7 separate regions of the Homo sapiens genome follow, and regions 1, 2, 3, 4, 5 and 7 are each linked to region 6. A link is an interaction called in ENCODE POLR2A ChIA-PET data of the cell type or tissue named here. Cell type or tissue: CD4-positive, alpha-beta T cell. All regions are shown on one strand. Region 1 holds the start of KDM8 (lysine demethylase 8). Region 2 has its middle 3.6 kb from the start of LINC02129. Region 3 has its middle 6.9 kb from the start of KDM8. Region 4 holds the start of IL21R-AS1 (IL21R antisense RNA 1). Region 5 overlaps NSMCE1 (NSE1 component of SMC5/6 complex). Region 6 has its middle 35 kb from the start of IL21R. Region 7 overlaps LINC02129 (long intergenic non-protein coding RNA 2129).

Region 1 (4,000 bases), 160 kb before region 6:
TCCTGTTTACCTGCTCTCACAGGTAAACAATGGGGGTGGTGTCTTGGAGTCTTATCTAAATTCTCTTGTGGGGGTGGGGGGTGATTCTTTGCAGTAAACTTTTTTCCACAACACAAAAGGGTGAGAGCAATTCCTTTTTACTTTTTTCCGGGGACACAAGACTCAGGGAAAATTCAACATTGTCACTACTCAAGGGTGGAAACTTAGTGTAGCACATAACCATGAGGATTCTAAACCTGTGGCTGCTGAGTTCAAACACCAGCATCCCAGTGAGCCTGGTGGGTTAGGAGATCTTTCTGTGCTTTACTTGCTCCCTCCCTGATATGGTTTGGCTGTGTCCCCACCCAAATCTCATCTTGAATTGTAGCTCCCATAATTCCGTGTTGCGGAAGGGCCCAGTAGGAGATAACTGAATGATAGGGGAGGTTCCCCTCATACTGTTCTCCTGGTAGTGAATATGACTCATGAGATCTGATGGTTTTATAAGCGGTTTCCCTTTTCACTTGGTTCTCATTATCTCGTCTTCCACCATGTAAAACGTGCCTTTCACCTTCCACCATGATTTTGAGGCCTCCCCAGCCATGTGGAACTGTGAATCCATTAAACCTTTTTGTTTGTAAATTGCCCAGTCTCGGGTATGTCTTTATCAGCAGCATGAAAGCGGACTAATACACTCCCTAAAATGGGGATGAGCATGATCATTACAATAGCTACGATCCTCATATTTTTAAAGTATTTTAGCACCGTACCTAGAATCCACTAATCTATGAACTGATCCTGAGCAAGCCTGTTTCCTACTCAGACCCCAAGCTCAGTACGAACATAACTTTCCATGCCTCTGTGCAATGCTGCAAAAGGCGTGCATACTTGGAGTCCACAGGAGTGTGTGCTCAAAACACAAAAGTCCCAGTGACCACGCACCACTCGGCATCAAAGCAAAGGTGGCAGGAGTGTGTCCCCTGGCCACTTGCCTTCTCACTCGAACAGACTGTGGATGCAGCACTTGCTCGTGGGTAATTGTGGATCTGACTTTCCAAAAGTACAAGTATGTGGCCACTTTAATCACTGAGCCTCAGTTTCGCTCTCTGTAAAATAGGGAGAACTAATAATCCTAGCTGCAGAGATTAAATGGTGGATGCAAACAGCCTTGTACGAAGTTGTTATCTGTGCAGAGGAAAAAGCGGTATCACTAGCGTGGAAGGACCCAGAGGATACAGCCAAGCCTTTCTGTCTTCTCCATCCCCCGGCCTTTTAAACAGCAGTGGGGCGGGGCCACGGCATCGATCACTCGGCGCTCCTCCAGGCACTGCGTCGTGATCAGACGAGCGGTGAGCGATCGATACTCCTATGCTAGCCTCTGGCTCCTCAGGGGACACAGCCGAGTGGTCGGACCAAACGCAACGAGTCTTCGCCAGCCCAAAGGCGACTCGACACCGTCCCAGCTGAAGAGAGGTTAGTCTGAGCAACTCGAGAGCGGAGTCAGCTCCAGTTCCTCAGAAGTGGAGAGGCCGGGTTCAGAGGCATAGACCGCGCAGGCGTCATGTGAAGCAGCCAAGCCCGGCCTCGCGCGTGCGCCTTGGAAAACCCCGAGGGTGGCTCGAGTTGCCGCATGCGCTCTGAGAATGCAATTTAGCTCGTCGCCGGCCTGCCCTGCGGGAGGATAAAGGGAAAGGTTCCGCGCGTGCGTATGCTCGTCTCTTGGCAGTGGTTTTGCGCATGCGTGAGGGCAGGCCCTTACGGCGGGCTGCTGTGCGCTTTAGCGGTTCTTGGCGTCGCGTTGGTGTAGGCCTAGTGCGCCTGCGCGGGTTTTATACTCTGCTATATGTGTGTCCGCTGCTTTTAGGCAACCAGCCGCTGCCCCTGGGCCGCAAGGCAGGCTGGAAACGATTCCGCCGTCAGGTCCCAAATATGAGCCGCGAGAAATGCAGCCCCGGGGAAGGCGCTGAGGAGGGAAGGGGGTCTGAGGCCTCGGGGCTCAAGGCCAGTGCGGGGTACGGGGGACCCTCTGGGGCCTGGGTGTGTGACTGCCCTAAGGAAAGGTGCTTGTAGCTCGGTAGGACTTAACGATGGGCATCGGTGCGTTTCCCGGCAACGGTAGGAATCGCCGTGCTCAGGAGGACTCGGGAGCAAGCCCGGGGACAGGAGGTGCGCAGGCGTTGGGGCCACACGGACGACCCAAACACAAGACTGTGTGCCCCTTAGAGAGCCAAAGGGATCCCTGTGCCATGAATTAAAGCTTTCTGGAAAATGTTCCAAACTTTCCTGGGAAGTTTTACGAAGCTCTTGTTTTTGCACAATTTTTGTGGAATACTGCCATAATAACATTGAGGAGATTAGAGAACTGGACCGCCTGTTCCCAGAAAGCTAGGTGTAGGCTGATCTGTCCTGGAAGCCCCTTTTGGGAGGCTTTCTCATGACCAGCATGGTGCTTGCAGAGTGCCCACCCTGAGACCCTCTGCAAATCACAGTGAGGCTCTCGGAGAGGCCATTCCACCCAGCCACCTTAAAGAATACTCAGGGAGGTGCTTTAGAGGAGTTGATGTTTAAAAATAATTTAAGGCTGGGCGCGGTGCCTCACACCTGTAATCCCAGCCCTTTGGGAGGCCGAGACAGGCCGATCACTTCAGGTCAGGAGTTCACAAGACCAGCCTGACCAACATGGCGCAACCCCGTCTCTACTAAAAATAAAAAATTAGCTGAGTGTGGTGGTGCACATCTGTAATCACAGCTGCTTGGGCGGCTGAGGCAGGAGAATTGCTTGAACCTGGGAAGCGGAGGTTGCAGTGAGCCAAGATTGGGCCAGTGCACTCCAGCCTGGGTGACAGAGCGAGACTCCGTCTCAAAAAAAATAATAAAAATAATTTGAGAGAATCCTAGGATGACAGGGCAGTGGCTTCCAAGAGGGATATATCCCATAACCTACCAGGGACCTACTTTGCCAGTTTGCATAGTGAATTCTGCCTGGATGGTGAATTTATAAAGTCCAGGCCTGAGTCTATTCCGGCTGTTTTATACAGGTTATACTTGGCTCCTTTTTGTTTAGTACGACCAACAAGAAGGCTTTTATAAGATTCATTTTAGTCTTATTTATAAATCCAGGAGAAAAACCACTCAGAGGTTAGCACATAACAGCCTATATTCTGACCTTCTTTGCAAGATCATTTCATACACCAGCAGACAAGACTTTATGTAAGGAGCATTTAGGGGCTGAATCAAGTCCACTCAAAAGCTGTTTTATGCAACCCACACTTGATCTCCCCCTGAAAGCTGTTCCAGGTTATGAGGCCAGTTCACAAAGCCAGGACATAAGCCCACTCAAGCTGTTTCTATACCTGACCGCCCCCCTCCCCACAAAAATAAATAAAGCCTTCTCTGGGCCGGGCGTGGCGGCTCACACCTGTAATCTGAGCACTTTGGGAAGCCAAGCAGATCACCCTGAGGTCAGGAGTTCAAAACCAGCCTGGGCAACAGAGTGAAACCCCGTCTCTACTAAAAATAGAAAAACTAGCCAGGCACAGTGGCGGGCACCTGTAATCCCAGCTACTCAGAAGGCAGAGGCAGGAGAATTGCTTGAACTTGAGAGGCAGAGGTTGCAGTGAGGCGGGATCGCACCATTGCACTCCAGCCTGAGTGACAGAAAGACTCTGTCTCAAAAAAAATAAAAATAAAAAAACCTTCTGTGATCAACAAGAGGTCTTTGAAGGCCAATACCTGTTGAGCTCTGGGAGACTGATTTGTAAAGTGAAGATACGAGGCCACTCAGGCTTTTTGATATGGCCCACATTTGGGTTACGGTAGGTGTCAGTTTGCCTAGAATAACACCAGTTTTTTACTGATGCAGACATAAATATTAATAGCATCTTGGTTTGGATGACCCACCTATACCTGGCCACTAGAAGGCTATCTGTACAACTCCCAATAAACCCTTTTATGTAGAGCTCTCGAAGGCCAGTCTGTGGCACCACTCTCAAAGACTGCTTCACACATCTTTTTTCTTCTT
Region 2 (4,000 bases), 190 kb before region 6:
GGGGACTGTGGGGACGTATCATGTTTGTGCCAGGCTCACAGGCGTGCCTCTGGAAACACAGGCCTAGCGCTACCAGATCTCTTTATCCAGACAAGCTGCAAATCTAAATCTGAACTTTCAAGAGAAATTTGAAATAATCTATCTTTTATTTTCGATGTTGTTGTTGTTGTTGTTTTGGTTTTCTGAGACAGGGTCTTTCTCTGTTGCCCAGGCTGGAGTGCAGTGGCATGATCATAGCTCACTGGGCTCAAGTGATTCTCCCGCCTCAGCCTCCTAAGTAGCTGGGACTACAGATGAGTGCCACCACGCCTGGCTAATTTTTTATTTTCGTAGAGATGGGGGTCTTGCTATGCTGTCCAGGCTAGCCTCAAACACCTGGCCTCAAGCAATCCTCCCACCTCAGCCTCCCAAAGTGCTGGGATTACAGGTGTGAGCCACCACACCCAGCCTCAGTCTTTTAAATTTTGGAAATCCATCAGAAAAAATTAAAACACTACATGGGCCAAACCAAACGGCTGTGAGCAGGATTCAGCTCAAGTGGGGATGAGTTAGGGTTTCCGGGCTTGGAGGCAGCCTCTTCTCCAGGGTCCTGCTTCCTCCCCAGGGAGGTGCCAGGAAGCACAACCCCAAGACCCACAGCCCAGGATCCCACTACTCCCTCTCTCTCTTCTCTCTCCCCCAGCCACAGGAAGTCTCTCTGCAACTGGGAGAGGAGTTCTGTTCTCCCCACTGTGGCTCCAAAACCCTTGGTGGTACCTCAAATCCCCTCCAACCCCTTAGTTCTTCTGAGGACTCTCTAAATTCTCCTAAAAGAGAAGAAAAGCCAGAAAGATGTATGAGCTATTTCTTGTTCCCCTTCTGCTATATCCCTCCCCTGAGGCAACAGCTGCCTGTTTTGATGAGAAGGAAAAGGAAGAACAAGAGGAAAGAAAAACAACCGAAAAAGATAAAATAATATATCAAAGCATTATGATGCTTTGTGCACAAAAGCAGATAGGAGGAGGGGAGGGAGGGGGACAGAGCACAGGGAAGTTAGGTCACGGGACCACAGATAGGATTGAGGCCATTCCTCCGAGTCCTGGGGCTCTCTGTGGAGATGGGAAGATGGAGGGAGAACTGGGTTAGATGGGATGGTTGGGAAGTGACATTTGAGCCGAAACCTGAAGGATAAAGGAGCCAGCCATGCAACCAACCCGGGAGAAGGCCCGTTCCTCTGCTTCCTTCCCAAGCAGACGCTCTCTGCTGCTCTGAGAGCTCACCTGGGACCCCAGACTCTCTTCCAGGAACAGAAAGTGCAAAGATCCCAAGGCATTTTCAAAGGGAGCAAGGAGGCCCAGCACGAGACGGGAGAGGGACGGCAGGTGAGGCAGGGAGCAGCCAGTCATGGTAGGGGGTTTGGGTTTTGATGTAATGCCATTTGGAGGGTGGTGAGCCTGCAAAGGGCATGAACTGATTATTTCATAGTTTTATGAGATCATGCTGGCTGCAGTGTGGAGAGTATACTGTAGGGGGCGCGAGAGCGGCAGCTGGGACCCAGTTAGGAGCTGTGGGAGTTGTCTGGGCGGGAGGTGGCGTTGGTTCAGACCCTGACACTAAAGCAGGAACTGGAGCCTAGTGCTCAGTTGTAAGGCGTATTTTGGAAATGCTGCTGGTTGGACCCGCTGATGGAGGGCATGGAAAAAAAGGATTCAGCGACGAGTCCTTGTTTCTTGCCTTGAATATTGTAGAGTGTCAACTTGTGTCATTCACTCATCTCTTTATTCAGCAAATATTTATTGAATGCCTACTACGTATGAGGCATTGGGCTGGATCCTGGGGAGCTACAGAGATCAGGAATACAGGGTTGATGGCCCCAGAGAGCAACCCTTCAGTGACCTGGGCTTTCTGTGACCCCCGAGCTGCATATAGGGAGAGTCAAAAGGGACAACTTGTTCCCTCAAATGAAAAATTCTGCATTGATTCAGCAAACATTTACTGAGCATCTACTATGCAGCAAGTACAGTTCAGGGGCAAACGAGACAGACAAGGCCCCTGCCATCATGAAGCTCCTATGGAACAGACAGAAAACAAACATTTAAAATATCTATGTGTTTTGTTAGAAGGGTTCTGTTAGGGAGAAAAAGAAAACAAGAGAGGAGGTGCTAGGGTTTGAATGTATGTGTTCCCCCAAACTTCCTATGTTGACACCTAACCCCCAAGGTAATGGCATTAGAAGGTAGGGTCTGGAGGAGGGGATTACATCAGGAGGGTCCCACCCTCTTGCACGGGATTACAGTAGTGAATGCCCCCATCCACGGTTTCAGCTCCCTGTGGTCAACCACCATCCCAAAATATTAAATGGAAAATTCCAGAAATAAATATTCATCGGATTTTTATTACACTATAGTGTTATAATTGTTCTATCTTATTATTAGTTATTGTTGTTAATCTTTTACTGTGCCTAATTTATAAATTAAACTTCATCACAAGTATGTATGTATAGGAAAAAATGTAGTATATATAGGCTTCAGTGCTATCCGTGGTTTTAGGTATCCACTGGGGGTCTTGGAAAGTATCCCCCTAGGATAAGGCGGGGGCTACCGTAATACCCTCATAAAAGAGGCTTCAGACAGCTGCCTGGCTCTCCCACCTCTCTTGCTATGTGAGGACAGAGCATTCGTCCCCTTTTGTCCCCTTCCACCATGTAAGAACATAGTAAGAAGGCACCGTCTAGAATCAGAGTGAGCCTTCACCAGGCACTGAATCTGCCAGCGCCTTGATCTTGGACTTCCCAGCCTCCAGAACCATGAAAAATAAACTTCTATTCTTTATAAATTGCCCAGCCAGGGGTATTTTGTTACAGCAGCACAAACAGATTGAGACCAGAGGGCAGTGGGTTGGAGAGGGAGGTTATAAGAAATAGTTCTAAGAAGTGACATTTGAGCATGGATTTGAAGAGTGAGCCCCATGGAAATGGAAGATGGATGAGGAGAGAAGAGCCTGAGGGACCCCAAGGAGGGGGAGCACCTGGCATGTTCCAGAAGCAGCTGGAGGTGGAGCTGCTGGTGCACACCTGGAGAGGCAGCAGAGAGCAGGGATAGAGGGTGGAGGAATAACAGAGGCCACATTGGTATTGCCTTGTAGACCATGGTGAGCTCTCTGGATTTCATCCTGAGCGACATGGGGACTCATCAGAGGGTCCAGCTCACCAAGGTCCACTACTCTCCGCTACTCCACTGCCCTCCATCCCATCTACCAAGCCCCTCAAGTCCCAGGGAGGGCCAGACACAGCCCCTGACTCTCAGGAGCTTCTCCAGCTCACCCAGCTCATCTGGTGTCTCTGTGGGGCTGCAGCTGGCAGCGCATGTGATTTACTCGTCCCTCCCCGAGCTAGTGTATTTGGGGGCATCTGCTCCATTTTTACTGCTTTTGGCCGGGGCTTTGGTACTCCTTCACAGATCAAATCACCGCCTCCCTTCCCCACTAATCCCAACAGCTGGTTACTGCTCACCGATTCCCCTGCTCTGATTGTCAGGGGAAGAATTATAAATAAATGTGTATAAGCAAACAGATGCTGTCATTTAAAAAAATCAATCCATCTAGCAAAAATGCCCCACTTAAGACTGAAGTGGCATACTGCAGAGCATGTGTCTTGGTGGCATTTTAATGAAATCAGAAAAAACAATGGCAGAGCTCACTAACAATAGATTCCAAAAGAGAAAATGGACAAGGACAGAGAGAGAGAAGAAGTACAGACACACTGTGTGGCTCCGATGGCCAGGACCCCAGGCCATAGAAGACAGGCAAGTTTCCCTCTCTGTCCCCTACCTGCTTCTCACTTTCTCCCTTGTTCAGCCTTCCTTTGCCTCTTCAACCTGTTTATGACATCAAATCAGACTCATTTGTTATCTTTTTTGTGAGTCTCAGAAGCAGGTGGCAAAGTTTTTGCCCACCTTATGGTTTCTAGAAACCTAAATCCAGAATGAAGTCCTGCTTGTCCTCCTTGCTGTCCTAGGCACAC
Region 3 (4,000 bases), 170 kb before region 6:
ATGAGAACAGCGCCAAGCCATTCATGAGGGATCCACCCCCATAACCCAAACACCTCTCACTAGGCCCCCTCCCAACACGGCCACACTGGGCATCAAATTTCAACATGAGCTCTGGGAACAAACCATATCCAAACCACAGCACCCCTCAAGACAGCCCAGAGCTTTAAGCTTCCTCCGTGTATTCGTCTGTTCTCATGCTGCTAATAAAAACATACCTGAGACTCAGTAATTTATAAAAGAAAGAGGTTTAATTGTCTCACAGTTCCACATGGCTGAGGAGGCCTCACAATCATGGCGGAGGGCAAATGAGGAGCAAAGGCACATCTTACATGGTGGCAGGCAAAACAGCTTGTGCAGGGGAACTCCCATTTATAAAACCATCAGATCTCATGAGACTTATTCACTACCATCAGAACAGTATGGAGTAAACCACTACCATGATTCAGTTATCTCCCCCTGGCCCCATCCCTGACATGTGGGAATTATTATAATTCAAGATGAGATTTGGTGGCGAAGACCCAGCCAAACCATATCACTCCCCTAACCTCACCCTGCCCTGCTCCAGTCCTGTCCAGGTTTTCAAAAGAATCCTGGTGAGCATTGGAGATACAAAAAGCACTGGGACAAGCCTGGAGGCTGCCAGACCTGGGTCTGGTGCTTGCTGCCTATGGGGCAGTGTGCAGGGGTGTCGAGCAAGCCTATCTGCATCCAGCCATCTCCCTGGCTTCCTGCCACGTGCCCGCTCCCAAGCCATCTTCCCCTTTGCAATACTTGCCATATTCTGCCAGCCCCTAATATTATGTATTACTCCTCCTTATCTATTTTCAGGGGCATTTTTTTCACATTTTAACATATGAAATTGGAATGCACCTTGCAAACAATGATTTCATGTCATCACTATAGACTAGGTGGCCATTGTAACATAGTTGTCATTGCCTGAACATGTGCAAACTTGGTTGAAATTCCTCACGTAATGACTGGACAACAGCAATCCATCAACGCCTACTTGGCATGGAAGAAAATGCTTCCCAGTCACCCCTTGTACCACCAGCAGGAGCATCCAGACTTTGGGGAATTTTGCTCTAAATCACCACCACAGTCTCTCCTGCCTCCACCCCAGCAGACCAGCTGTTTTTTTCTTCCTGGAACAATCTCCCCTCCATGGCGAGGTATCTGAATTACCCCCTTTCCAGTTATTTGTTGCTGTGCTGTCTTAAAACTTAGCAGGATACAATAACCATTAAACTATGCTTGCAGACTCTAAGGGTTGGGAAATGGCACAGAGGAGATAGCTTGTCTCTGCTCTATGATGTCTAGGGCTCAGCTGGGAAGAGGCATATGGCTTGGGGCTAGAACCTTCCAAAGGTTCATTCATGTGAGTGCCCAGCTCCTGGGCTGGGAAGACTCCTTATGAGGGAGTGCCAGGCTCCTGAGTGCTCCAGCAAACGAACAGAAGCTGCATCGCTGTCTATGACCCAGCCTCAGAAAACCCATAGTGTCACCTCTGCCATACCCTACTCAAGCCTGCCACTCAAAGGGAGGAGCATCAAAGCATTTGCAATCATTTTTTAAAACTGCCACACCCTTCTTTACCTTTGATCTGAACCTGTGACATGTGCCTGTGGTTCTCCACATGTCACCTAACATGACACACTCCTCACAGTTATTGCTATTTATTATTTCTTTTTTTTTAGAGTCAGGGTCTTGCTCTGTTGCCCTGGCTGGAGTGCAGTGGCATGATCATAGCCCACTGCTCACTGCAGCCTCCCTTGAAGTTCAGGGCTCAAGCAATCCTCCCACCTCAGCCACTCGAGTAGCTAGAACTACAGGCATGCGCCACCACGCCCAGCTAATTTTTTTTTTTTTTTAGACGGAGTTTCGCTCTTGTTGCCCAGGCTGGAGTGCAATGGTGCCATCTCCGCTCACTGCAGACTCTGCCTCCTGGGTTCAGCAATTCTCTTGCCTCAGCCTCCCGAGTAGCTGGGATTACAGGCATACGCCATCACGCCTGGCTAATTTTGTATTTTTAGTAGACACGGGGTTTCTCCTTGTTGGTCAGGCTGGTCTCGAACTCCCAACCTCAGTTGATCTGCCTGCCTCGGCTTCCCAAAGTGCTGAGATTACAGGTGTGAGCCACTGTGCCTGGCCGAATTTTTGTTAGAGACAGGGTTTCACCATGTTAGCCAGGCTGGTCTCAAACTCCCGACCTCAAGTGATCCACCTGCCTCGGCCTCCCAAAGTGCTGGGATTACAGGCATGTGCTATCATGTCTGGCTTTTTAAAATTTCTTTGTAGAGATAGGGTCTTGCTATGTTGCCCAGGCTGTTCTCGAAATCCCAGCCTCAAGCAATCCTCCTACTTCAGCCTCCCACAGTGCTGAAATAACAGGTGTGAGCTGCTGCACCCAGTGTATTTATTAATATTACATCTTTAATTGTCTAGGACTGTGAGTTCCTAAAATCTAACTCAGATCATGTCACTCTTCTGTTCAAAACCCTCCAAGGGCTTCCCATTTCACCCATAACAAAAGCCTAAATCCTAACGACATCCGGTAAAGCCCTACAAGAGTTACCCCCAAGTTATCTCTCTGACGTCATCAGCTTCTACTCCCCAGCTTTTGCTCCCCACCACCAACCACGATGACCTCTGTGCTCCTTCTTTAGATGCCCAGCACACCTGCTGTTCCCTGTGCCTGGAACTGTCTTCCCACACATGGCCCCATATGACTTACTCTCTCACCTCCTTCAGGTTGCAGCTCAGGTGTCACCTTATCAGAGAGGATTTGAGCACTCCATGCAAACCAGCAGCCCTCACCACACACACATATAGCACCATTGTCCCCCTTCCCCTGCTTGAGTCATAATATATATAACAATGCACATAATTTTCTAATTTCCTGTTTCCCGCCACTAGAACATGGGCAGGGATTTGTGTGTTTGTCCACTGCAAAAATCGCACCAAAATTTGACATCATCCTTCATCCATACCCAAGCCTTCTGACATGTGACTTAAAGCCTCTCCCATCAAGTAATAGATTCTCTGTCAGCTGCCGTAACTCATTCCTGTAATCCCGGCACTTTGGGAGACTGAGGCAGGGGGACCACTTGAAGCCAGGAGTTTGAGACCAGCCTGGGTAACATAGTCTGGGTAACACTTCTCCAGGCATCGGCTACATTTCCAAAAATGTGGGTGCCATCTCCCTCTGTGTTTTCTGGAAAGCTAGTGAAAATGCAAAACCCTGGCCAGGCTGCTGGCTGGTAGCTGGACCTGACTCCAGAACTACTGAATCGAAATATCCAGAAGCAGTACCCAAGAACCTATATTTTAAGAATTTCCACACTGCCCACAGGGGTCCTTGGACACAGAACCGGAAGGGCAGCCTGTGCCATTACCAGCAGGTGAGTGGAGGGTTGGAATAAATAGATTCTGGGACAGAGGGAAGAACAGAGAGTGTAGCTTGAGACATTTAACTGCCTTATCTAACCATCACTACCTCCTGGGGAGGTCGGTTATCATACTGTGAAAGGAAAATAAATCTCAGGATCCCAAAATCACTAAGCCAAAGGGAAAAGTCAAGCTGGGAACGGCTTAGGGCAAACCTGCCTCCTATTCCATTCCTAAAGAAGATGGCTAGTAAGATAAAAAAGCTACATACCTCCTCACAATTTGTCCACAAGGGATTTTCTTATGGACTCAGGACAGACAGAACTCACAGTCACCCCTCCGCTCACTGAGAGAAATGCATATCTGATGGATTCCTTTGGAAAGGCTAATCAGAAACTCAAAAGAATGCAACAATTTGTCACTTATCCACCTATGACCTGGAAGCCCCTTCCCTCCTTCGAGTTGTCCTGCCTTTCCAGACCAAACCAATGTACATCTCACACATATTGATTGATGTCTCATGTCTCCCTAGAATGGATAAAACTAAGCTGTGCCCCAACCACCTTCGGCACATGTCATCAGGACCTCCTGAGGCTGTGTCACAGGCCCGTCCTTA
Region 4 (4,000 bases), 84 kb after region 6:
GCATTCACCTGCCCTGTGCATGTCTGGACTCACGGAGCTCACCCATGTGCACAAGTGTGCACAGTAAACGTGTTTGTGGTCAACAGATGACAACAGCCGTCCTCCCTCCTAGGGTCTTGTGTTGCAAGTTGGTCCACAGCATCTCCGGGGCTTTGTGGGATCAGGGCATTGCCTGTGACTGAGGCGGAGCCCAGCCCTCCAGCGTCTGCCTCCAGGAGCTGCAAGAAGTCCATATTGTTCCTTATCACCTGCCAACAGGAAGCGAAAGGGGATGGAGTGAGCCCATGGTGACCTCGGGAATGGCAATTTTTTGGGCGGCCCCTGGACGAAGGTCTGAATCCCGACTCTGATACCTTCTGGCTGTGCTACCTGAGCCAAGTCGCCTCCCCTCTCTGGGCTAGAGTTTCCTTATCCAGACAGTGGGGAAGGCATGACACACCTGGGGGAAATTGGCGATGTCACCCGTGTACGGTACGCAGCCCAGAGCAGACCCTCAATAAACGTCAGCTTCCTTCCTTCTGCGGCCAGAGCCGAGGCGGGCGGGGGTGAGAACATCAATCGTCAGCGACAGCCTGGGCACCCGCGGGGCCGTCCCGCCTGCAGAGGGCCACTCGGGGGGGTTTCCAGGCTTAAAATCAGTCCGTTTCGTCTCTTGGAAACAGCTCCCCACCAACCAAGATTTCTTTTTCTAACTTCTGCTACTAAGTTTTTAAAAATTCCCTTTATGCACCCAAGAGATATTTATTAAACACCAATTACGTAGCAGGCCATGGCTCATGGGACCCACCCCCCGTGGCACTCATGGAGGGGGCTGCAGGTTGGAACTATGCAGTGTGCTCCGGCCACACATCCTGCTGGGCCCCCTACCCTGCCCCAATTCAATCCTGCCAATAAATCCTGTCTTATTTGTTCATCCTGGAGAATTGAAGGGAGGTCAAGTTGTTTGTCAATGATTTGTCAGAGAACCTGTTGAAATGTGAATTAAGAAGCTAAGAAAATATTTCTTAGCAACATTTTCTTTTTCTTTTTTTTTTTTTTCTTTTGAGACAGAGTCTCACTCTCGTCGCCCAGGCTGGAATGCAGTGGTGCGATCTCGGCTCTCTGCAACCTCTGTCTCCCGGGTTCAAGCGATTTCCTGCGTCAGCCCCAGAGTAGCTGGAATTACAGGCACACACCACCACGCCTGGCTAATTTTTGTATTTTTAGTAGAGCTGGGGCCACCCTGGCCCGGCCCCGTCTTCCTCCCCAAAGGTCAGACTGCAGGCTGCAGGGCTGTGCTGGAGGAGCCAGCTCTAGCTCACCCATGCTTTTGCAACAGGGTCGGGTTGGAAGTCAGCACAGGTCAGTCCTGCGGAAGGTTCCTTCGTGACTCATCTGTGAAGTGGGGTGGTTGGGAGAGGTAGCTGAGAGAATGCATGAGAGTCCTCGGTGCCTGGCAGGAGGCTGGAAGGTTCTAGAACACTGATGGTTATAAGAGTGGGACTGTGAGCCTGGGATCGGGGGGTGTGAGACTTGGATGGGAGCACAAGAGTGGAAACACAGCTTCTGCACGGAGCAGGCGCAGCCCTCAACACCCCGTGCACCTGCACCCTAGGGACTCTTGGGTCCAGATGTGCTGTGGTTTTCACACCTTCTTGGGGGCAACAGGTTCCAGGAGCCACCTGTGGGTGCCACCTGAGCCACAGGCTCCCAGGAAAGCAGCACAGCTCTCCTGCACCCAGAGCTTGCTGGGTGGCGGAGGGGAACACAGATGGTTGGGGAAGGCCTGAGGCCAGATTGGGGGACTCTGGACTGGGGCAGATGAGGCTCCTCAGAATCCCACCTTTGAAGGGAACTCAGCTTATAAACACAGAGGAGCAAAGTTGGAGGGCCGGGCGTAGTGGCTCACACCTGTGATCTCAGCACTTTGGGAGGCCAAGGAAGGTGGATCACTTGAGGCCAGGAGTTCGAGACCAGCCTGGGCAACATAGCAAGGCCCCATCTCTACAAAAATTATTATTTTTTAAAAAAATTAGCCAGGTGTGGTGGTGCTTGCCTATAGTCCCAGCTACTCGGGAGGCTAAGGTGGGAGGATCGCTGGAGCCCAGGAATTTGAGGCTGCAGTGAGCTGTGATTACACCGTTGCACTCCAGCCTGGGTCACAGATCAAGACCCTGTCTCTTAAAAATAAAAGTTGGAGACAAGAGCTGGCTCACCTGAAAGGAGGGATTAGTAGGTAGGAGGGTGGATGGAGGATGGATGGATGTGTGGGTGGATAGGAAGATGGTATTAAGTTGGTGCAAAAGTCTTTGATATTACTCTTAATGGCTTTAATAAAAAGCTTGAAGGAAGAATGATTGGTTGGATAGACAGAGATAAATGCATACTGGAAACAAAGATAAAGATAAAACACAAGTTATACCAGGCCAGCAACTCTATTTTGTTCACTGCCTTTAGTCCCAGCCTGGCACATAGTAGGCACTCAATAAAGCCTGATTTGTAGCATTTGCTTATTTCCATGGTGTAATTTCATGCTCCTGATTTGAGTCTAAACACAGAGTTGGGAAGAGATATGCACAATCTGCCCTCCTGGCTGGTATGAGTGAGTCCCAGCTCACCGATGGTAGCCCAGAGAGAACATCAAGAGGAGTAGGGGGCTTCAGGGAGGAGGTGGTGTTGGTTGGACTTCGAAAAATGAATAGGAGGCTGGGAGTGGTGGCTCATGACTGTAATCCTAGCACTTTGGGAGGCCGAGGCGGGCAGATCATTAGAGGTCAGGAGTTTGAGACCAGCCTGGGCAACGTGGTGAAACCCAGTCTCTACTAAAAATACAAAAATTAGCTGGGTGCGGTGGCGGGTGCCTGTAACCCCAGCTACTCAGGAGGCTGAGGCAGGAGAATCTGAGAGATGGAGGTTGCAGCGAGCAGAGATCACACCACTGCACTCCAGCCTGGGTGACAGAGCGAGACTACGTCTCATAAAAAAAAAAAAAAAGGAAAAATGAATAGGCGTTGTTACATGTACCAGCTATTTGGGGCAGAGGGAAGAGCTTGGACAAAGGCCTGGAGGTACGACCAAGGGTCAGGAGCAAGTGGGACAGGCGCTCCTCGCCCTCCAAAGACCAGGCCAGAATTGCTGACAAGACTCACTGAAGAGGAAGGGGGACCGATAGCAACGTCACTTTCCCAGCTGCCGCATTCCTCACCTTGCCGTCTGCAAGCTCTGAGGGGCAGAGTCATCCGTCTGACAGATGAAATGAAGGCACAGCTCAGGCTGGTGACCTGCCTGAGGTCACACACTGAATGAGTGGTCGGAGCTGGAACCAGAACTCTGGGCTTCTGATGCCACTTTCAGCTCTTTTTCACCTTGCTCTGCTGGAACGTACCTAGATCAAGAGGTGAGGAAGGTTTAGCAGACGCCGTGGGTGCCTGCTGCATCTGCCTGTGCAGCAGTTTGGAGACGTGGCTGACCCCAGCTCTGGGAGTGGCTATGTGAACCAGGCCTGCCCAGTAGGACATTTCTTCCCCCTGGCAACAGTACAGTTTAGGGACAGACATACCCTAGCTGGTCCATGCTCTCTTTCTGCTGGGATTACTAAGCTGTAAGGAGGGTACTGGGAGGGGCAGCAAGAAACACACAAGAAAGCAGAGCTGAGAGATGGTAATAGCTCTTGAGATCCCGGATCCAGCCATGCCTGAAACCACGTTTCTCCTGGACCGTTTAGATACATGAGTATGGAAGTCATTATGCTGTTCACCATATGCTGGGCACATGGCAGGATTGTACATCCTGACCCTCTGTAGCCAGATGGGGCCATGTGACTGGCTGGGACTGGGCAGTTGTGAGCAGAAGTGATAAGTCTCACTTCTGGGCAGAGCATTTTTCAGATGGCTACCACACCCCCTGGGGTGTTTTTCCTCTGTCACAGAGACAGATGATGATGGTGACTGCTCCATCTGCCTGGGCACCTGGGTCCTTGAGCAAGGAGATACGGACTGAAGTTTCAGTTCACTTGTGATAG
Region 5 (4,000 bases), 140 kb before region 6:
CTCCAGCAACGCACTCGCTACCGAACAAGCCTGGCCCTGTCACTCCCAACTCACCCCCACCCCAGGGCTTCCCACCACCCTTAGGTCCAAGAGCCAAGCCCCTAATACGCGTATCTCCCGGGCTGCCCTCCGTCTGCTCGCCTCGCAATCTTTGTGCTCAGATGGCCCTGGCCTTAGCTTCTTGAGTGCACCTGCTGGCCACAGGGCCACTGCCGGGCTGATGATCCTCCCACCCCAGGCTCCAGGCAACTCCCACACAGCCTTCAGCTCAAGTGTCACTTCCTCAGCAGCTGAGGGCCGGTTCCTCTGGGACAGCTGTCATAAAGCCATGTTTCCTTTCCATCTGTACCAGGACTGCAGTGAGATGACCGTCTCACTGATCTCGGGCTCCCCCTCCAGACCATGGCCCCATGGGAGCGGCCACCAGCTCTGGCTGTGCTCACTCCTGTGTCCGCAGCACCTGCTGTGGGGCCCAGCACTTGGCAGGCCTGTGATAAACACCCACGGGAAGATGAAGTAGACCTTGCACTGATCCCAAAGGAATGCCTGACACTAAGCAAGTTCAAGCTCAGACTGAGGCAGGAGCTGCATTTATTTTTTATTTATTTATTTGAGACAGAGTTTCGCTCTTGTTGCCCAGGCTAGATCATGCAATGGCACGATCTCAGCTCACTGCAACCTCTGCTTCCAGGGTTCAAGCGATTCTTCTGCCTCAGCTTCCCGAGTACCTGGGATTACAGATGCCCGCCACCACACCCAGCTAACTTTTTTATATTTTTAGTAGAGACAGGGTTTCACCATATCGGCCAGGCTGGTCTCAAACTCCTGACTTCAAGTGATCTACCCGCCTTGGCCTCCCAAAATGCTGGAATTACAGGTTTGAGCCACTGCACCCAGCCAAGCTGCATTTACTGAACACCTGCTATGTGCCTGAAACTGCACCCAAGGCTCACCATTCATGACCCACTCAGTCCTCTGAGGGCCCATCAGGGGAGGGGCAGGAGGGATGCCCTAGCCCTCAAAGACGACGACAGCCCAGGTGATCTCCCAGGCGCCTCGCCACAACACTTGGAAGTCAGGACCTCGTGTAGGGAGCAGTCCTGGGGTGTATGGAGGTGCGCCGATCAGCAGACGCCCAGCTCCCATGAGCCGCGCTTGCTCTCAGAGGCCTCCCCGCTGACCCCAACCACCTACCACCCCTGGGCCTTCTCCTGGACGGACAGCTGCCTCAGCACCTCCATGCCGGGCCAGTCTCACACAGGACTGGCTGTCCAGGAGTGACGTGTCCTTGGGGTGATATACCCACCTGGAAGGGCCTTGTCAGTGGGCCCCTGGCTATTTCTGTGGGAAGCCCTGTGTCTGAGAGGCCAAGGATCAGACACTGACATGTGGTCTCTCTGATCGAGGTGCTGCCCTAGGAAGACCTGTCCTGGGTAAGTGAGCACCCGCCCCGGTTCTCAGTGATTCCTCCAGAGTGCCGCAGACCTCAAGGCAACCCTTACCAGGCCATGTAGGTCAGAGAGCACTGGACCCTCACAGAAAACACCTGGAGCTGGCAATGTCCCCATCCTGCAGATGAGGAAACAGTCTCCGCAACGAGAAGCTGCTCACCACAGGCAGCGGAGGAACCTGGAGGAGTCTCACCACACAGCCCCTGCCACATTAGCTTCGTTCCTTCGTCCTCCTGAGGGCCCCAGCAGGCCAGGCAGTCAACAAGAAGCCTCTCTAGGGCTACTGCCCAGCGCCAGTGCTGAGGGCCCCCTGCTACTTCTGCAGCGCTCCTGCAGGTGGCAGCTCCCGGATCCTCTGTCCACCCTCCCTCGAGCTCAGAGGCGCCCTGCAGAAGGTGGTGCCAGCACTGCCACCGAACTGAGAAAGGCACAGAGTACAAGCGCCTGCAGCCACAGCTCACCGCCACAGACTCCAGGGCGGGGCCTCTCCTATCCACCACCGCCCTCTCCAGACACCAAGGGCAGACAAAGGGCAAGTCAAACCATAAAGCTGGGGGCACGCCCTGCAAGCCATGCACAATGGTGGCAGCATGTGCTAGGCATGGTGCTCTTGGGTGCAAAGCAGGGTGCAAAGTGTTGTGTACTGGGATGTTGGGGCACTCGGCTCTAGGGTCTGGGATAACAGGTGACTTCAGTGGGTTTCTTTATGCATCTCAACATGTTCTAATCCTCCTGTAATGAGCAGATATTTCCTGTAACATTTTTTGTAAGTTTTAAATGCTGTTCCTCTGCAACCTCATCCACCTGTCCAGTCATCCATTCAGCAAGCATTTATTGAGCAGTTGAGGTGCCAGGCACTACATTCTGCAATGGGGACCAGCCATGAAGAGGTCATAACCCCTACCCTTAAAAAACTTGGCCTGTGGCCGGGCACGCTGGCTCACGCCTGTCATCCCAGCACTTTGGGAGGCTGAGGCAGGCGGATCACCTGAGGTCAGGAGTTCGAGACCAGCCTGGTCAACATGGAGGAACCCCGTCTCTACTAAAAATAGAAAAATTAGCCGGGTGTGATGGCGCATGCTTGTGATTCCAGCTACTTGGGAGGCTGAGGCAGGAGAATCGCTTGAATCCGGGAGGTTGAGGTTGCGGTGAGCCAAGATTGCACCATTGCACTCCAGCCTGGGCAACAAGAGCAAAACTCCATCTTAAAAAAAAAAAAAAAATTGGCCTGAAGAGGGGCTGCACCACAAGCGAGAATGGTCAGTTATAACCTGAGTAGCCCTAGAACATTCCCTAGTGCCAAATACAGCCTGGAGGGCAAGAACAACTGTGACAAAGCCATTGATGGGAGCTGCAGTCCCCAAACCGGGGCCTGAACTCGGCCCTGCCACTCTCAGGGTGTCCGACGTCATCCAGACCCCTGAGCTGTCAGCTAAAAACTAAGCTATGGAGCCACTGCAGGGCAGCAGACAGCCTCCAAGACATGACATACGGGAACGCGCCCAGCAGATCCTGCACTCACCAGGAGCTCCCAGCCCTGCCCTCACCCCATGACCTCTCCACCCTGTCTTCCCATCAGGTACCCCAGGAACTGAATTCGGGTCAGGTTCCTGGGACAGGCCCACCCTAAATAGAAATCAGTAACTCAGAACACAGACTTCCCCAACCCAGACGCGAGCCTTCCTGAAAAGGAAGCGGAGAATCGCTGCAGCCACAAGCAGCAGCCTCTGGCCACGAGTCCGACCACCAAGTGAGGAAGCGGGGACCCGGCGTGAGTGCGTCCTCAACACACATGGGCACAAGCACCTGGGAGGCACAGCTGTGGTCAACTCGGCAAACACTGAGCTGTTGAAAACAGGGGTGCCTTTTGTGGAAAAAGAACTGAAACATTTGTTCTGCTCCATTCAGCAGGACTAGACGTGGGGGTGGGGGCAACATCTAGAAACTGGAGCTGCAGTGGGGCCTGTCCCAGATGTCACAGCTCCTTTCCTGAAGCAGGTCTATGCCTCTTCTAAGCACTGGCCCTGAGGAACTCACTGCTGACAAAAACAACAGTGGTAATGTCACCAATTCCTCTGCCGCCTCCCCCGCGAGCCAGCCAGCCTAGCACCGAGCACATTACTGTGAGGTCCCATTCCCGCTCCTGACACACCCAGCCCCGAAGGGGAAACAACGACTCCCCTCTTACAAGGAACATGAGGTCACCTGGCTCAGGGTTCAGACCCGGGTTAGATGTTAGAGCCACACTCTCAGCCACGGAACTGCCCTGCCTTGCAGTCTGTGGGCTAGAGCCTTGATCCTGGGGCCCAAGTCCCTGGGCGCGGCTCCTGGCTCTGCCATTCTGGCTGTGGCATCCTGAACACATCATCTGGGTGAACGGGGAGTGGGAGGCAGGAGGAGTGAGGCCCAAGTCCTCCCCACGGGGTCACTGCTGGAATGCATGAAAGCAGATAAGGGATCCGAGAAGGCCGGGCTCCTCAGACATCAGTTGGCTACAAGTACGATTTTGGAGAAAAAACTGTTATTCACTTGAAAAAGTGAACCAGGCT
Region 6 (4,000 bases):
CAGCCCCTCTTCAAAGCTCCAGTTTAAATAAACCTCTGACAAAAGGGTGAGTTATTCAACAGATTACCAGCATGAGTAACTGATGCTTACCTGCCGGGGATCTCTGGAAGACCATGCATGGCACATGCCCAGTTATGCCTGCAAAGGAGAGGGAGCTGGGGTATTTGTCCACCAGCTCCCATCTGTCATTGGCTGAGAGCTGCTTCCAGGAGCATTAATTCTCCAGCACTTCCAGCTACTCCAGGAAAAAAAAAATTCTTCAACTGAGAGTTGGAGGTGTTGAGAGACTCTGGCACACCAAGAAGACAGGAACAGGACACCAACAGTGGCTGATGATACACTGCCAAGGTCACACAGCTAGTTAGCAACAGATCTATAGTGGAATCCAGACAGTGTCTCCATCACCCAGGCTCTCTGTAGTGATCTGCGCTTCACATCCGAGGCAGGCAGAGGGATGGTGTGGGCCTTAGATGGGAAGGCTGGGAACCTGAAGCTCCTATGTCTGTATCACTTTTGCTTCTCTGAGTAGCTGCCCTGATTTCACACTTGAGGGGCTTGGCCATTTTAGATTCCTTCCTGCTCTAGGAGCCTACATACTACACTGGAAATGATGGGGAGCTCTCTACCTCACATGCAGCCTGATGTTTGTTAGAAACACCTCCTTGCGCCAGGCATGATGGCTCATGGCTGTAATCCCAGCAATTTGGGAGGCTGAGGCGGGTGTATCACTTGAGGTGAGGAGTTCAAGACCAGCCTGGCCAATATGGTGAAACCCTATCTCTACCAAAAAATAAAAAATTAGCCGGGTGTGGTGGTGGGTGCCTGTAATCTCAGCTACTTGGGAGGCTGAGTTGGTAGAATTGCTTCAACCTGGGACGCGGAGGTTGCAGTGAGCTGAGATTGTGCCATTGCACTCCAGCTTGGATGACAGAGTGAGACCCTGTCTCAGGAAAAAAAAAAAAAAACAAAAAAAACCTTGTTCTAAGCCAAAATCAATCCCTTTAGCTGCCCAAATCACACAGTTTACAGATGGAGAAACAGTTTTAGAGAGGAAAAGGGACTTGCCCAAAGTCACCCAGAGAATGGCAGAGCCTGAACTAGCCTTCTGGACTTCTTGCCTCCAAAAGCTCTTTATAATAAAATATAATTTTAAATAAAAATAGTTATCTGTTTAGGGCCAAGCAATATGCTAAGTGCCGTCCAGCCACTGTGTCATTTACGTCTCCAAACAGCTCTAGTTGGGAGGCTCAATGATTATCCCAATTTTACAGATAAGGAAACAGGTCCAGAGAGGTTGAGGATTAGCCTAGAACCACACAGCTAGGAAATCCTGGAGCCAGGATTTGAACCCGGGTCTGACCTAAGAGCTCCCAGCCGCCGTGATATATCAGCTTATGTCATCCTGACACCTACGCAGATGTCGGCTCGAATCCACTTTGCCTGAGCATTGTCTCAGAGAAATCTAATTTAAAAATTAGGCAGCAAATAGAAAATATATTTGACTGCTAGAGATGCAATGGGACTGGGAGCCCAACAAAGGATCTTAGGCAAAAGAAATCCAAGTTGTTGGCCTCAGCAACTATTACTGAACTGGCTGGGCTTTGGGAAGCTACAGAGGGATGAGAAGACCTGGTGGATCAGGTGGGCCCAACTCAGGCTGGCCCCCACCCTGCAGGAAGTAGGAAAAGTCCAGGGTCATAGGCCCAGTGAGATGCCGGCTGCGGGAGTTTCAGCCTCCGGGGCTGGACCAGAGGGCAGGAGGGGACGCCCCTGGGTAGCAGCGCCAGAGTGGGCTGAGTGGCCTGGGCCCCTGCGGGGGAGCTTTCAGAGATGTTGATTTGGGGGTACTCCCTCAGCCCTGCCTTTACACAGAATTTGTGGGGGATGAGGGGAGGGGGAAAGGGGGGAGGAAGGCAGTGAGTGCATCTGAATTTTTTTTTTTTTTTTACAAAAAGTGGCTTATTGCATTTTTCTGATTACTCTATCAGCACGTGCAGACCTTTTCCTATTCAGAGAAAGCCTGAAGATATAAAGAGGAAAGTGAAGAAAAACCACCGGAAATCCCATCCCCGCCCCAGCATCTGGCACTGTGTGGGCGATCACGAAATGAGCGCTTGTTTTTGAAGGCGTAGTATCTCCGTGAACATCCGGTTGAACAACCTTTCTGACTTTATTTTTCCCACGAAAGTTATTAATTAAAAAACAAAAAGCAAAACACCGAAAAAACAAAAAACCCAGCAAGTGTTTGAGCTCCCACCACGAGGGAGGCCTGACGTCACTGGATCCTCCCGGCAGCCGATGAGGCTGCATGGGACTTGCCCACGATGTGCTGTTACCGAGTGGCATAGCCAGGCTTCAAACCAGAGTCCTAGCTAACCGCCCTGTATATACCATGGGCTCATCATCTTCCCTGGTTCCAGCTCAGAACAGAGACTCAGAGGAACAAGGGCTCTGCGCTCACCCTGCCTGGTTAGGTCCAGCCTTTCCAATTCCAAGCTGTGTGACCATGGGAAAAGTGTTTGCCCACTCTGGGCCTAAATTTCCTCCTTGGTAAAAGGCACACAAGAGCAGTACTCTGCACGCCACAGTGGTGGGGTGAGCAGCAGATGACGTGGTGGGTGGAGGCCAGGTGACACCAGGCTGCTCTCAAGCTTAACTTGCCTGTGATGGTGGCGGGACCGTGTCAGTTCTTCCACCAAATCCCACCTGTTTCCACGACGTTTATTGACAAGTCAGGGGCACCGCCCCGGGTGGAGGGGGTGTGAAGAGGAAGTCAGCTCCCTGGTCCCTGCTGCCCTCTGGTGACCACATCAGCATCAGCACCTGCTCCATCCCAGCAGCTCCAGGTCCAGGCCGTGCCCAGAAAACTTGGCCTGGGAGATTCCCCACCCGCCCTGCCCCGATCCCACCTCTCTTCCATCTCTGCATTTTCCAGAAATTCCCCCAGCACCAGACAAAAGAGCCTAATGTCCATTAGATATGCTGTGTGGCGCCAGGCCAGCGTGTAACCTCTCTGTGCTTGATTCGTTATCTGTAAAATGGGAATCATTATAATATCTGCCTCATGTAGCTATTGTGAGAATTAAATATGTTAGTACCTGTGAGGTCCTTAGAACTATGCCTGCGGCTGGGCACAGTGGCTCACGCCTGTAATCCCAGCACTATGGGAGGCCAAGGTGGGCAGATTGCCTGAGGTAGGCGTTTGAGACCAGCCTGGCCAACATGGTGAAACCCTGTCTCTATTAAAAATACAAAAATCAGCCAGACATGGTGGCGGGTGCCTGTAATCCCAGCTACTCGGGAGGATGAGGCAGGAGAATTGCCTGAACCCAGGAGGCAGAGGTTGCAGCAAGCGGAGATTGTGCCACTGCACTCCAGCCTGGGCAACAAGTGGGACTCTGTCTCAAAAAAAAAGAACTATGCCTGCAAATAGTTAATGCCTTAAAAGTATTTGCTAACATTCTTCTTCTTCTTCTTTTTTTTTTTTTTTTGAGACAGGGTCTTTCTCTGTCACCCAGGCTGGAGCGCAGTGGCCCAATCCCGGCTCACTGCAGCCTTGAACACCTGGGCTCATGTGATTCTCCCACTTCAGCCTCTCAAGTAGCTGTGACCACAGGTGCACACACCACTAAGCCTGGCTAATTTGTTTTTTAATTTTTTGTAGAGACAGGGAATCACTATGTTGCCTAGGCTAGTCCCAGACTCCTAGGGTTCAAGCAATCCATCCACCTCGGCCTCCCAAAGTGCTAGGATTACAGATGTGAGCCACCATGCCTAGTCTGCTAACATTATCCTTAATATTACACTGAATATGTCTGTGGATTTTGTGGGAGGTGAGGGTATAAAACATAATTAGAGGAAATAATGACATTCTAAATTTAATTTGACTTTATTACAAAAAGGGCAGAATGGAGCAACAGTAATCCAGGACAAAAAATTGTCCCAATCCCATCATTCAACCCACTTGTGTTTGTATCTGTTTGTGCCACTTCTGTGTGTT
Region 7 (4,000 bases), 190 kb before region 6:
AATGTCAAAGATTTACGTGCTAACTGTTGATTTCTCCCTTATGAAGAGTCCCACGTGGAGATTCCCAGCAGCCATCCATGTTGAGCTTCCGATGCTGCTACTCACAAACCAGGCTCCTTCTATCTGTGGATCTGCCATCTTTGAGGGCAAGCATCAGCAAACTGTTCTATAAAGAGCCAGATAATAGAAGTTTTTGCCTTTGTAGGTCACAGGGTCTCTGACACAGTGAGTGTACTCTGCCCTTACGGCACAAATGCACCAACAGGGAATACACAAATGAATGGATGTGGCTGTGTTCCAGTAGAACTTTACTTATGAAATCAGACCACAGGCAGAATCTAGCTCATGCACCATAGTGTGCCAACCCTGTCTTGGGTATTAGAGTCTTCTGCCGAATCCTCACATCCAGCCAGCAGTCAGGGGAAGAGTAGAAGGGGACTCGTGGGGAAGGTTTCAGTAGATCAAGTCTGGAAGTAATGACATTACTCACGCCTGCATTCTGCTGGCCAGAACTTGGTCACATAGCCACATATGACAGCAACGTGGGCTGGAAAATATAGATTATGTACCCAGGAGGAAAAGGAAAGGGACTTTGGTGAATGCACAGGAGTCCCTGCCATGCACACTTTATGTATTAATACATCCTCTCACTCACTAAGAGATAGGAAGGAAGAAGTTATAAGTGGCCCCATTATACAGGTGAGCATATTGAGGCTTGAGGAGGCCTAGAGACTAGCTGGGGTCACAGAGTCAGTGGAAATGTCTGTCTATAATTAACCTCCACAAGCAGAGTCTTGAGGGTGAAGATAAAAAGGCACGTAACTCGGGCTGGGCACAGTGGCTCACCCCTGTAATCCCAGCACTTTGAGAGGCCGAGGCAGGTGGATCACGAGGTCAGGAGTTCAAGACCAGCCTGGCCAATATGGTGAAACCCTGTCTCTACTAAAAATACAAAAATTAGCTGGGCATGGTGGTGCGTGCCTGCAGTCCCAGGTACTTGGGAGGCTGGGGCAGAAGAATCACTTGAACCTGGGAGTCAGAGGCTGCAGTGAGCCGAGATCACACCACTGTACCCCAGCCTGGCTGACAGTGACAAAGCAAGGCTCTGTCTCAAAAAAAAAAAAAAAAATGGCAAGTAACTCAATCTTAGGGGAGGGGAACTCCACAAAGGACCATGAGTTTGGGCTAAAACCTGCCTAAGCCACAAACCTAGGTGCTGTGCTGATTTTTCCCTGTCCCTCACCTAATACAGCTTGTAAATCCAGGCAAGAGGGTCCCCACACCTTGGAGGACACTGGGCGGCTCCCCCCAGACCCCCACATCCTAGCACAGAACCCAGGGAAGTCAGAAAAGACCTGATGCAAACCTGGCCTTTCAGGTCACTATGAAGAGAGATTTCTCAGGGCAGGAGGACAGAACGGATTTCATGTCATAGTGTTGTTAGCTTGATATATAACTTGTAAATATTGCACACAGGGTATGTGAACCTCCATTTACACACAAGCCTCAACCTGCCAAGAGTGGGGTTGAGGGTTGCTCTTGGTGCCCCCAGGCACAAGGCAGTGACCCTGAAGCCAGACCACCTGGATCTGAACCTCAGCTCTGCCACTGCCCAGCTGTGGGCTCTCGAGTAATTTACTTAGCCCTTTTGTCTCAGTTTCCCCATGTTAAAATGGAGATAATAACAGTTCTAACCTCATAGGGTTGTGGTGGGGATTTAACTGAGTTAAAATTTGAAAAGCGACCCGGCATGGTGGCTCATGCCTGTAATCGCAGCACTTTGGGAGGCCAAGGTGAGAGAATCACTTGAGCTTAGGAGTTCAAGACCAGCCTGGGCAACACGGCAAGACCCCTGTCTCTATAAAATATTAAAAAATTAGCCAGGTGGTGGCGCACCCTGTAGTCCCAGCTACTAGGAGGCTGAGGATGGAGGATTGCTTGAGCCCAGGAGTTTCTTCAATCTGGCAGACAGAGCAAGACCTTGTCCTAACAAAATAATAATAATTTGAAAAGCACTTAGAATTGTGCCTGGCATGAGTAAAGGTTCTGTTAAATAAATAAATTGCCCCCTGCCCAGCCCGCTGCTGCAGATCCCAGCCTCTCCGTTCATCTGGAGGGCAACATCAAGTGAGTAACCAATGTCATCAGCTTGTGGCATTTCTTCTCTCTCTGAAAGTCATAGCCCTGAGGTGGCAGTTACTGTCTCTTGCTGGTCCTGCAAAGCAACCTGTTCAAATGCCAACTGCCACATGTCACCTTAGCTGGCAGAAGTTGTTCCACCTGGTAATAGCCCAGAAATTATGATGCTTTGCTGTTCTACACGAAAGTACAGGCTGGGGCTATTTGTAAGCTTTGGCACCTGCCACTCTAGGCAAAGCAGATGGCAGAGATAAAAATCCAGGGCCAGGCAGGCTGATAAAGAGCTGGCCTTCATTACACAGGATGCGGTTGAAATGCATCAGCTCTTTCCTGCCTGCAGACGGATCCACCTGCCCTCCCGCGCCTGGCTGAGGAGGGGCGCAACGGATGGAGTATATTATCTCTTCTGTCTCATTCAGCTTCTGGTGAATGGAAAGAGATGGGCAGGAGGCGACCCAGGAAGGGGCTCAAGGTCAACCTCAGCCTCAGTCCAACCCTAAAATCCTCCCCCAGATTCCAGACCCTGGACCCCATCACTCCTCAAGTAAGGAGGAGATATTAATTGGTCCATTCTGGTTGAAGGTCAATGTCATAGATCAGGTGGTTCTCAGGCAGGGCTGCATATTAAAATGACCTGGGAGATTTTTATAAAGTGCTTGTGTTCTGACCTTACTCCATGAAAGTGAATCAGACCCTCTTAGGGTGGGGACCTGACATTGGTCATTTTTAAAATCTCACCAGGTGATTCAAATGCGCAGTCACGGGTGAAAGCCTTGGACCTAGATTTTAATTCTGATTAAACCTTCACTATCATATACCTGCTCTGGCCAGGCTGTGGTATTTTATTTCATCCTCACAGATAATCTGACAAGATGGGTCTTATCATCTTGGTATTACAATAAACCAAGGCTCAGAAGAGAAGCGATTCAGCAGATGCACCTGAGAGCAAGCGCTTAACTGGAGCAATACCCTGAGAATGACGCTATGGTCTAAGAAGAATGTGTGTTCAGAGTTCCACGCTAAGGAATCTGGGAGTGGCCAACGTGCAGATTCATTCCTTATCTACGAGGAACATCTGAAACCCAGCCCATCCCATGAAACATAGGCCATACAGGGGATGGAGGCTCTTTGTTTTGGGTTAAATGAAGGTTGTCAGGAGGAGGCTGTTAGGGGTGCTAGTGCACTAAGTGAAATTGCTAGAGTGCTAAGTGGAAATACTATATAATCTGCAAGCTTTTTACAAATGGTAGTGGTTCTCCTGTCTAGCCCGCCACTACTGGACTGCCCAGTATGTAAGTCCCCTTAATAAACCCTATATCTTGTTTGCTGGTTCCAGTTCTCTTCTTCAGCCTCTTTTTATTTTATTTTATTTTTTTGAGACGGAATCTCACTCTGTCGCCCAGGCTGGAGTGCAGTGGCAAGATCTCGGCTCACTGCAACTTCGCCTCCCAGGTTCAAGCCATTCTCCTGCCTCAGCCTTCTGAGTAGCGGGGATGAGAGGTGCCCGCCAACACACCCAGCTAATTTTTGTATTTTTAATAGAGACCGGGTTTCACCATGTTGGCCAGGCTGGTCTTGAACTCCTGACCTCAAGTGATCCGCCCACCTTGGCCTCCCAACATGCTAGGATTAGCATGCAAGCCACCGCACCCAGCCCTTGGGCCTCTTGAACACGGTGCCATCCTTACTGAAATCAATTGAAGTCTGGCACAACACCAAGGTCACACAGCCAAAAGCAGCAGCAATAGTCTTAAAACTCCACCTTCAGGGTCCCCTGTCACCTCTAACTTAGCTTCCCACGCCTAGAGTATGGGAGCCTGATTGACAATGTTCACCTTACTGTCCTCAGGTTTTTCCATTC

What was found. Peaks named below come from ENCODE experiments on the same cell type or tissue, not always from the same donor. Only the 100,000 strongest peaks of a DNase experiment are listed, where the experiment ranks them.
Region 1: POLR2A ChIA-PET joins it to region 6 with 27 read pairs; 14 of 35 experiments call an interaction of 5 or more read pairs at or near these places.
Region 2: POLR2A ChIA-PET joins it to region 6 with 33 read pairs; 13 of 35 experiments call an interaction of 5 or more read pairs at or near these places.
Region 3: POLR2A ChIA-PET joins it to region 6 with 47 read pairs; 15 of 35 experiments call an interaction of 5 or more read pairs at or near these places.
Region 4: POLR2A ChIA-PET joins it to region 6 with 13 read pairs; 13 of 35 experiments call an interaction of 5 or more read pairs at or near these places.
Region 5: POLR2A ChIA-PET joins it to region 6 with 16 read pairs; 24 of 35 experiments call an interaction of 5 or more read pairs at or near these places.
Region 7: POLR2A ChIA-PET joins it to region 6 with 19 read pairs; 13 of 35 experiments call an interaction of 5 or more read pairs at or near these places.

The regions. Positions count from the first base shown.
Region 1 is chr16:27,202,185-27,206,184 of GRCh38, forward strand. KDM8 (lysine demethylase 8) reads left to right here and starts at 1,342. Exons shown (of 8, transcript NM_024773.3): 1 at 1,342-1,452. RefSeq lists an enhancer at 1,387-1,546. In CD4-positive, alpha-beta T cell, no CTCF peak of the experiment used is centred here; a DNase peak (open chromatin) is centred at 1,657; H3K4me3 peaks cover 1,908 bases; H3K27ac peaks cover 1,866 bases.
Region 2 is chr16:27,178,160-27,182,159 of GRCh38, forward strand. No RefSeq gene overlaps it. Among named protein-coding and RNA genes, the nearest start is that of LINC02129, 3.6 kb to the left of the region's middle. In CD4-positive, alpha-beta T cell, CTCF peaks have their summits at 1,478 (motif pointing right) and 1,678; a DNase peak (open chromatin) is centred at 1,542; H3K27ac peaks cover 337 bases.
Region 3 is chr16:27,194,598-27,198,597 of GRCh38, forward strand. No RefSeq gene overlaps it. Among named protein-coding and RNA genes, the nearest start is that of KDM8, 6.9 kb to the right of the region's middle. In CD4-positive, alpha-beta T cell, no CTCF peak of the experiment used is centred here; a DNase peak (open chromatin) is centred at 1,564; H3K27ac peaks cover 1,241 bases.
Region 4 is chr16:27,449,559-27,453,558 of GRCh38, forward strand. IL21R (interleukin 21 receptor) reads left to right here. Exons shown (of 9, transcript NM_181078.3): 9 at 1-2,484. It overlaps IL21R-AS1 (IL21R antisense RNA 1), which reads right to left and starts at 3,835. Exons shown (of 3, transcript NR_037158.1): 1 at 3,539-3,835; 2 at 3,185-3,364; 3 at 1-248. RefSeq lists enhancers at 1-827, 488-647, 668-717, 1,058-1,207, 3,243-3,342. In CD4-positive, alpha-beta T cell, no CTCF peak of the experiment used is centred here; DNase peaks (open chromatin) are centred at 523 and 1,523; H3K4me3 peaks cover 385 bases.
Region 5 is chr16:27,228,980-27,232,979 of GRCh38, forward strand. All of the region lies in intron 5 of NSMCE1 (NSE1 component of SMC5/6 complex), which reads right to left. Among named protein-coding and RNA genes, the nearest start is that of KDM8, 27 kb to the left of the region's middle. RefSeq lists an enhancer at 3,161-3,260 and a silencer at 3,441-3,490. In CD4-positive, alpha-beta T cell, CTCF peaks have their summits at 1,750 (motif pointing right) and 1,952; DNase peaks (open chromatin) are centred at 1,892, 3,432 and 3,962; H3K4me3 peaks cover 2,449 bases; H3K27ac peaks cover 2,580 bases.
Region 6 is chr16:27,365,513-27,369,512 of GRCh38, forward strand. No RefSeq gene overlaps it. Among named protein-coding and RNA genes, the nearest start is that of IL21R, 35 kb to the right of the region's middle. RefSeq lists enhancers at 1-745, 2,119-2,178, 2,209-2,288. In CD4-positive, alpha-beta T cell, a CTCF peak has its summit at 2,798 (motif pointing left); DNase peaks (open chromatin) are centred at 1,469, 2,269 and 2,679; H3K4me3 peaks cover 1,274 bases; H3K27ac peaks cover 3,803 bases.
Region 7 is chr16:27,171,814-27,175,813 of GRCh38, forward strand. It overlaps LINC02129 (long intergenic non-protein coding RNA 2129), which reads right to left. Exons shown (of 4, transcript NR_170200.1): 2 at 17-166. Among named protein-coding and RNA genes, the nearest start is that of LINC02129, 2.8 kb to the right of the region's middle. In CD4-positive, alpha-beta T cell, a CTCF peak has its summit at 2,538; DNase peaks (open chromatin) are centred at 1,143 and 2,438; H3K27ac peaks cover 2,209 bases.